Linked DNA regions of Homo sapiens: region 1 is linked to region 2. A link is a contact called in ENCODE Hi-C or POLR2A ChIA-PET data. All regions are on one chromosome and are shown on one strand. The core of a region is the stretch at or near the end of the contact, and the rest is flanking DNA. Distances in the headings are between cores, read along the strand shown.

Evidence for each region. Hi-C counts contacts between places; a loop is a spot of excess contacts on that map. ChIA-PET counts read pairs that join two places held with the same protein, here RNA polymerase II (POLR2A). Pooled maps may share reads with other maps.
Region 1: a loop to region 2 is called in a map of endothelial cell of umbilical vein, with 2.8 times the contacts of the local background. The contact joins the promoter of CASC18 here to the enhancer-like site in region 2. A Hi-C loop is called at or near these places in 5 of 168 maps with a recorded cell type or tissue (Calu3, cardiac septum, chondrocyte and 2 more) and 1 of 50 pooled maps. POLR2A ChIA-PET finds 5 or more read pairs at or near these places in 1 of 52 experiments (AG04449).

The regions. Positions count from the first base shown.
Region 1 is chr12:105,701,982-105,705,705 of GRCh38, forward strand. CASC18 (cancer susceptibility 18) reads left to right here and starts at 2,222. Exons shown (of 5, transcript NR_110109.1): 1 at 2,222-2,275. LOC105369959 (a long non-coding RNA gene) reads right to left here. Exons shown (of 3, transcript XR_945309.3): 3 at 3,135-3,585.
Region 2 is chr12:106,076,690-106,080,616 of GRCh38, forward strand. The region is part of intron 4 of NUAK1 (NUAK family kinase 1); the gene reads right to left. Among named protein-coding and RNA genes, the nearest start is that of NUAK1, 60 kb to the right of the region's middle. Within about 2 kb of position 2,167, at least 9 of the 41 ENCODE cell types and tissues checked have a DNase peak (open chromatin) inside an H3K27ac peak, as active enhancers do; they include dorsolateral prefrontal cortex and endothelial cell of umbilical vein, where a contact is called at or near this core.

The DNA.
Region 1 (3,724 bases), core at 972-3,471, 370 kb before region 2:
ATGAAGGATGAGACCTACCTCGCAGAGTTTTGGTAGGGCTTAAATGTGACCATGACTCTATAGCAACTGTATAATGTGGGTGCACCAGCAACAATGAATTAATTGTTGGTGGTATCATGTATAGGAATGTCTAGTCAGAGGAAGAGAGTTCTAAGGCTGTAGTTGCTGCTGAAGACACATAGTAAATAGGGGTTCTGCTGTTTCAAAAAAAATTCTAAAAGGGAGAAATGGGCTAAATTTATCAAGCATGCTTAAAAACAACCTGACTCATAAATTGGCTAGACCAATTTTCTACAAAAGATTCCCAGGATCATAGGCATTGGTATCACCTGCTGCACTTTTTCAAGATGTAGACTCCTGAGCCAAGCCCTGTACCTACTGGGTCAGAAGCTCTCGACATGAGGCCTGAGAAGCTTTATTTTAACAGGTATGAAAGCCACTGAGTGTTGAGACTGTCTACCCTGTTCACTGCTGTATTCCCTGCACCTAGCAGAATGTCTGAGGAGCTCAGTAAATCCTGGGTGATTAAATGGACGAACAGATGAATCAATAACATGACTCTGACAAATAGGGCAGAGTAGGAGTTCTGATTTCTGCTCTTTCTTACATATGCCTTAGGCTGCAAGTTGCCTTCTCCTCTCTTCTTTTTCCTTTTAACGCTGTCCTTAGGGTCGTCATCACCTGATTTTACTGCAGAGACTTGGTGAGGCAGAAAAAGGTGAACCCCGGGCTTTTCCCTGCCTGAGAAGTCCCAACCTGTGAGCTAGATTTATATACAGCAGTGGATTGAGCAGTGCTTCTCAATCCTGGCTGCACTTTAGAATGACCTGAGGCTTGGCCCGCACCCTAGACAAATTAAATCAGAATAACTGGAATGGAGGTCCAGGTATTGAAATTTTTCAAAAGCTCCCAAGTGATTCTGTTTCATAGTGAAGTTGAGAACCACTGGCAAACCATAATATGGATACCTCTAAAAATCTTAGTGTTGAGTGCAAAAGGTGGTAAACGATTTATAGCACGTTACTACTTAAGGATATTAAACTTTAATATACACACAAAACCAAGTTCTGTGTTTTTTGGAGATAATCTAAGGACATATAAGAAATCCCAGGAAGGAAGACAGGAGAGGGAAATGGGAGGAAACAGGAGCGAGAATAGAGAATAAATGGGGAAATATAAAATAAAACAAGACAGCGAGATTACACAGACCTTAAAGACTAAAAAGCGTGGCTCCCAAACATCAAATCACCATAGTTAGTATGAACAGGGCAGTCATGTGTACTAGACACAGTGTAATTGGTTTACACACCTTATGTCTGTTAATCTTCATAACAACTCTGAGGTAGGTGTTACTATTTAGAGTCATTTTATAGAGGAGGAAACTAAGGCTTAACCAAGATCATACAACTAGTAAGTGACAGATTTGGGTATAAGCCCTGTCTACCTGGATGGAGTCCAGGCTCTGTTTGCTCCATTCATCACCTCTTTGAGTCCTCTCGAGCACCTGCTGGAAAGAAAATGTCCTCCTCCCCAAGCCCACGTCTCTGCTAGGCAGCTCAGGAACCACCAGCACATACTTCATCCCAGCCCTTGCCAAAGATGGGAATGAGAATGACCATCCAATGTTCTGTGCCCAATGCAGAAGAAAACCTACACATACAACCTTCCTGACCTGGAAACATCCAAAATCAGCCTCAGTTTCCTAATGAGCCTTTCCCTGCCTGAAAAGTCCCAACCCGTGAGCTAGATTTATATACAGCAGTGGATTGAGCAGTGCTTCCCAATCCTGGCTGAAGACGAGCAATGTTTGTTGGGTTCAAGGAATAGAAAAAAGCCTCGCATGGCTGGAATAGAAGAGGAAGATGGTGGGTGCTGCAGCAGAGAAGGCAGGGGCTCAGAGCTCTTCACTTCCCACCAGACATTCCTTTTCCCTTGGGGATGGACTGAGCATGTGGAAGATTTTCCATGCAACTTCATATCCACTGTTCACAACACCTGCCTCTGAGGACGTGATCTTCCTACCAATCTCAGGACCTTTCAAAATTAATTATAATAAAAATGTATTTATTGAGGCAGGCATAAATATTAGTCTCCATTTTCTTCAGAGAAAACAGAAGCATACAGCGGTAGCTTGAACAAAATTTCCCAACCAGAAAGGGATGAGGGAGGAGAGACCGGAAGTACAAGCTCCTCTTATCTGAGTTGCCGCCGTCTAGAGGTGAGCTGATTTTCTGACAGCCCCTTCTCCTCTCCTCACTGGATATCCAGTTTCCAGGTAGGTCCTTCCAGGTAGGCGCCCCCCTGACCTCAATGCGTGCTCCAGCTCTGGGGTGCATTCACAGGGGTAGGACATAGAAGGTAAACTCTGACCAGCTGCATGTGCAGCTACCTCTGCAGAAAAAATCAAGAGGCGCTGGAAGCCCTTCTCCCTTTGCTTAACAACATCTCCCCTGCTGCCCCACAGCAGTATCTGAAGTTCCCCTGTTGGCTTATGGAAATAAAGGCTTTTGTTAAAATATAAATCTGTAATCTGACGGGATGTGAAAAGATTAAGGGACGGGCTGCCCAAACTTTACTGTGCTTGACACTCAACTTATAAGTGTATTGGAAATGCAGATCTTAGGTTCTTATACCACAGATTCTGATTCAACAGGCACCAAATGGGGCCCAGGTAGCTGCAATTCCAACAAACACTTCAGGTGTTTCTGATGCTCGTGTTCTCTGAATCTCGTTTTGAGAAACACTGTGTGACTATGAACTCTTCAATTAGTTAATGAGACTTGGCCCAGAGGTCAATTTTGTCTATAATGAAGCAGAGAGGAGAAAGACACAGCTGCTCCCCCTCTGACTTGGTCTTTCTCTGTCCCGTTCAAAGCTGTGTTCATAGCTCAGGGCTTTAAGAGAGAGTGTTCAGAGCCCTAACTCAGAAGGACCGCCTGGAGACCTGCCAGGGTTTTGCCTAGACACACGTCACACCTTTACAGGGGTGGCGAAGGCTTGTGCTATCTCAAGACCTCACGCAGTACTTCTCAGTTTAATGGGCCCACTCAAGAGGTAAACGTGGAAAAAGAAAAGTTATATGCACACACACCCACACCCACACCCACACCCACACACACACACACACAGAGCAATAAAACAGGAGCAATTTATTCATAAGATTCTAAGTCATGAATTGTCTCTACTTACAAAATATTAGCCTATAAATTATGATTCTGCCAAGCTTCATTTTGAACAAACCCACAATCTCAGAAACATCAGCAGTTCAACTGCAGAGAGAGATGATGAGGTGGCTTGAGAAGAGTGACAGAAATGTCTCTGGATGGGATTCTGGACCTTCTGGGAGGAGGCTTCTTTGAAGGCCACCTGGCGATCGCGTGGTTTCTGATTCTCCCCGTAGTGATCGTGCCTTCCCAGGTACTGAATGGATCTCTTTGAGCTCTTTGCGTGGCCGATGTGTGAACTTTTGGCATGGCCAGTGTGTTCAGTGGGAGTGCTGGGGTTTACAATTGGAGGAAGGATACCGACTCCCTTTATGGCTGGAGCTTCTTGGGATTCCTAAGTGTCACCTTGGTCCACAAGTAGCTGTTAAAAATTAGAAAAAAGTCAGCTGTTTGTCTTCTCATTCTTCTACAGGGCTCCCAGAGATTAAGACAGCCGAGCCTTCCTCTCCCTGAAGGGCCCATCTCTTTCTGAAATTTAAATAATTTGGGCATTTAAAAAA
Region 2 (3,927 bases), core at 917-3,416:
AGGATTAACCTCACTACAACACAGATGAACCCTGAAGATGTTATGCTAAGTGAAATAAGCCAGACACAAAAGGACATATATGATTCCATGTACATGAGGTCCCTAGAGTAGTCGAATTCAGAGATGGAAAATAGAATGGAGGTTGCCAGTGGCTGGGAGGAGGGGGAAAGGGGAGTTACTATTCAGTGGGGACAGCGTTTCAGCTGGGGAAGGTGAAAACATTCTAGAGATGGATGATGGTAATGCCTACACAACAATATGAGTATACTTAATGCCACTGAACTGTGTACCTAAAACTGGTAAGTTTGATGTTACATATATTTTACCACCATAAAAGGATTAACTCCAGAACACTGTTTATAATGAGCTCATCTGGTGAAAACTGAAGTGTCACCTTGCTGACATTAACTGATAGGAAAGGATGCTGATGGCAATGATAATAATTAGTGATGGTCTAACAGTCATCTGCAGTGTTTAAGAGGAAGTGTGGTGCACTCCACAGATCAGACATTTTGGGTCCAGGAGAACCTGGGGCTAATCATGGCTTTGTCGTTACTAGGTGATGGGTGGGACCTGCCAAGTCACTCAAGTTCCTCATCTGCAAAATGGCACTCAGACTAGAACCCACCTCACATAGGTAAGAAGAGTAGAGAATACGCATGTAAAGCTCCTGGAATAGTCCTGGGACCAGCTGACGCTATAAATTACAGCCATTATGGTAAGGCTGATGGTTTGGCCGACTTAACAATCGTTTGTTAGACCAGGCAAACAGGGAACCAAAAGCATTAAAGCCACTGCCCATTAAAGAGCCAGGAGATCTTACCACTCATTTATAATACAGTCACGTTCAGAGTGAGAAGCTGCATCATAGGATGGGAAAAGGAAAGGATTCAGGGTTTGAGCACTTGAGTTCAAATCTCAGCCTTGCCTCGTACCAGCATCTAACCCAAGGCGCTTTAGATAATCCCACCCCACTCCAATCTGGCCCACGGACCAGCAGCATTAGCATCACCTCGGAACATTTCAGAAACTGAGACACTCAGGCCCTGCCCCAGATCCACTAAAACTGCATTTTCACAAGAGCCCCAGTGTATAATACGCACTTGCACATTAGCCATTCTAAGCCTGCATTTCTTCATCTGTAAAGTGGGGTTGATGATAATAATGTCACCTACCTGGAAGTGCTGGTACCAAACCAAATAAACTGATTCATGGAAGTGCTTACACCATGCCTACCTAGCACACAGTAGGCCTTCAGTAAATGTTAGCTATGACTACTTTATTTAACCTCTCTGAGTCTCAGATTCCTTTGTTGGAAAATGGAATTGCAATACCGCCAATCACTTGGTGCTGTGAAAATCAAAGCCAGATTAAACAAGAAAAGAATTAAAATAGGCCAGATGTGGTGGCTCATGCCTGCAATCCCAGTGTTTTTCAAGGTTAAGGCAGGGGGACTGCTTGAGGCCAGGAGTTTAAGGCTGCTGTGAGCTATGATGGTGCCACTGCACTCCAGTCTATGCGACAGAGCAAGACCCTGTCTCTAAAAATAAAAGTAACAGTAGCAGCATTGCTATATGCCAGGCACGGTTCTGTGAGTGCTACATATATTGATGTAGTAAATTCTCACAACAACCCTATCTGGAAGATTGCAGATAGTGGAATTCTAAAATTATCCTTATTTTGCAGATAAGAAAACTGAGGCACAGGGTGGTAAACTGGCTTGCCTGAGACATCGGTGAACAGCTGCCTTAGCTGTAAAGTTCTACATAAAGGGGAGTTATTGCTGTCAGGTGGCTGACGAGGAAATGCACTTTCTGTGTAACTCTTCGGGAAGACAGCAATTCCATCCAGGAAGGTACACTCCATAACTCCTTTCCGGCCTTGGAGTTGATCGCTGTGGCTTCACTCAAGACAGCCTCACTCCTGAGTTGCCAGGAAGTGAAGGCAGGGAGTGGAACAAGGAGCAGAAGTGAGTGGGGTCGGCTTCTGTCTTCAGAGGATCTAAGCTCATGCTGCCTCTCTTAAAAGAAAAGAAATTCCCACCAGGAACAATGTGAGGAGGCTCTTAAAAGAGGGCGCGTCCAAGCAGCAGCTCCCATGGATGTTAATTAGCAGCCAGTGCCAGCTCACAGCACACAGCCCTGGCATCCCCGCATGGCTACTCTGGCCACCATGACTCAGCCTGGCCATCAGCCACCATTAGCACTTGGAGAGTCTCTCGCAGTGATAGCTGTCTGCAAGCCTGCCTGCAGACAAGGTAAGGCTGACCAAAGCATGGACCAAACAGTGCCCTCATTTGATGTGCTCTTAGATGTATGGCAAATTTGGATAGTAAGAGTAGAGAGTAGAATTCATCAGGTGTCTGGTCTTTAGAGTCAAATAGCCATAGGTTTGTAGCCAGTCCCATCACTTATTAGCTGCAAGAGCTTCCTCTTCTGTAAAATGATGTAATCACACCCACCCCGGTGGAGACATTCTGAGGACCAAATGAAATAAGGTGTGGAAGGTCTGACATGGGGCTCTAGCTTCTAGCAGGGGCTCAGTAAGCATTACTTTCCTTTTCTAGTCTCCATGCTGTGTTCCTGTGCTTGCTGTTTCTTCCTCTTGAAAAGCCATCATCATGCTCCTTACTATCAAACTCCTACCCATCCCTCAAAACCCAATTCAATCCCTCTTCCTCCATGAAAGCTTTCTGGTCCATCCAGCCAGACAGACCCACTGCTTCCTGCTCAGCACTTCCAGAATACATTACACAGGGCCATTTGGCCCTGCCAAGGGAGAAGGATCAGGGAAGGCTTCCTGGAAGAAGAGGCAGTCAAGCAGAGACCCCAAAGAAGGAGCAGGCAAAAAGGAATGAGCAGAGCATTCCAGACAGTGTGAACCATGTGTGCCAAGGTCAAGAAGCCAGAGAGAGCTTGGTGGATGACAGGAATTCAAGTCCTATACCAGGGGCCTTCCCTGACCACTCTAGGTAAAAGAGCAACTCTATTCTTCATTCTCATCCTGCATGGATTTTCTTCACTGCCAGCCAATTACATTATGTGTTTATTTGTTTACTGCTGTGTCTCCAACTGGAATTTTAAGCTCACTAGAGCAGGTACCTTCTCTTCTTCACTGACTTCTGTATCCTCCTCACGGCTCATTATCACTGCTAGTTTAACAACTGCGAGATCCTGAGTTCCAAGACAGAAATTTGGCCATCTAGTTCACTATTAAATCCCCAGCACAGGGTCAAGTACACAGTAGGACCTTAATGAATATTTCTGATCAAATAAATATTGCCCAGAAAAGACGTTCAATTCCTCAGTGAATAAATGCAGGAATGGATGAGTGAATGCAGGTATGCGTGGATATATACACACAACACATGAATTGATTAATTCATGCATGAACACAGAGCTCTCCCATTCATATCATCAAAGCCCAGAGGCTGACTCTCAGCTGCCCCACTTGGTCTTATTAAGCTTCAGAGGTTTCTATCTCATCTTGGCCCTGGCCATTCAAAGCTTCTTTTCTTATCCACAGCAGCCGCGCTTCCATTGTCTTAAGGGGCAGCAGGCCATTTCCCCTATGCCCCTCTACTCTGAGCCCTGGGAGCTCACCAGATTCCCAGCCCTCTTGGAGGAGGTCGGCTGACCCTGGTGCCTGGACCTCTTCTCATTGTAAGACATTTTTACAGGAGCCTTCTATGGGAATTGTCAGCATTCCATTCTCCCAGAGAGTGGGCTGTGAATTTGGCCCGTTTTTTATTAATTGCAAATTAGTGCTGTGCTTGGTGTCTATTTTAGTAGACATGCTTCCAGAGTACGGAATGCAGCCCAAAGCAGCACATTGCTCTCATTCTTTCTGCTGACCGACTGTGTGAATATTTTTAGAAACCACACCCTCTCGCAGTGCCAGATAAATAATTTCCAATGCCAGATGTGT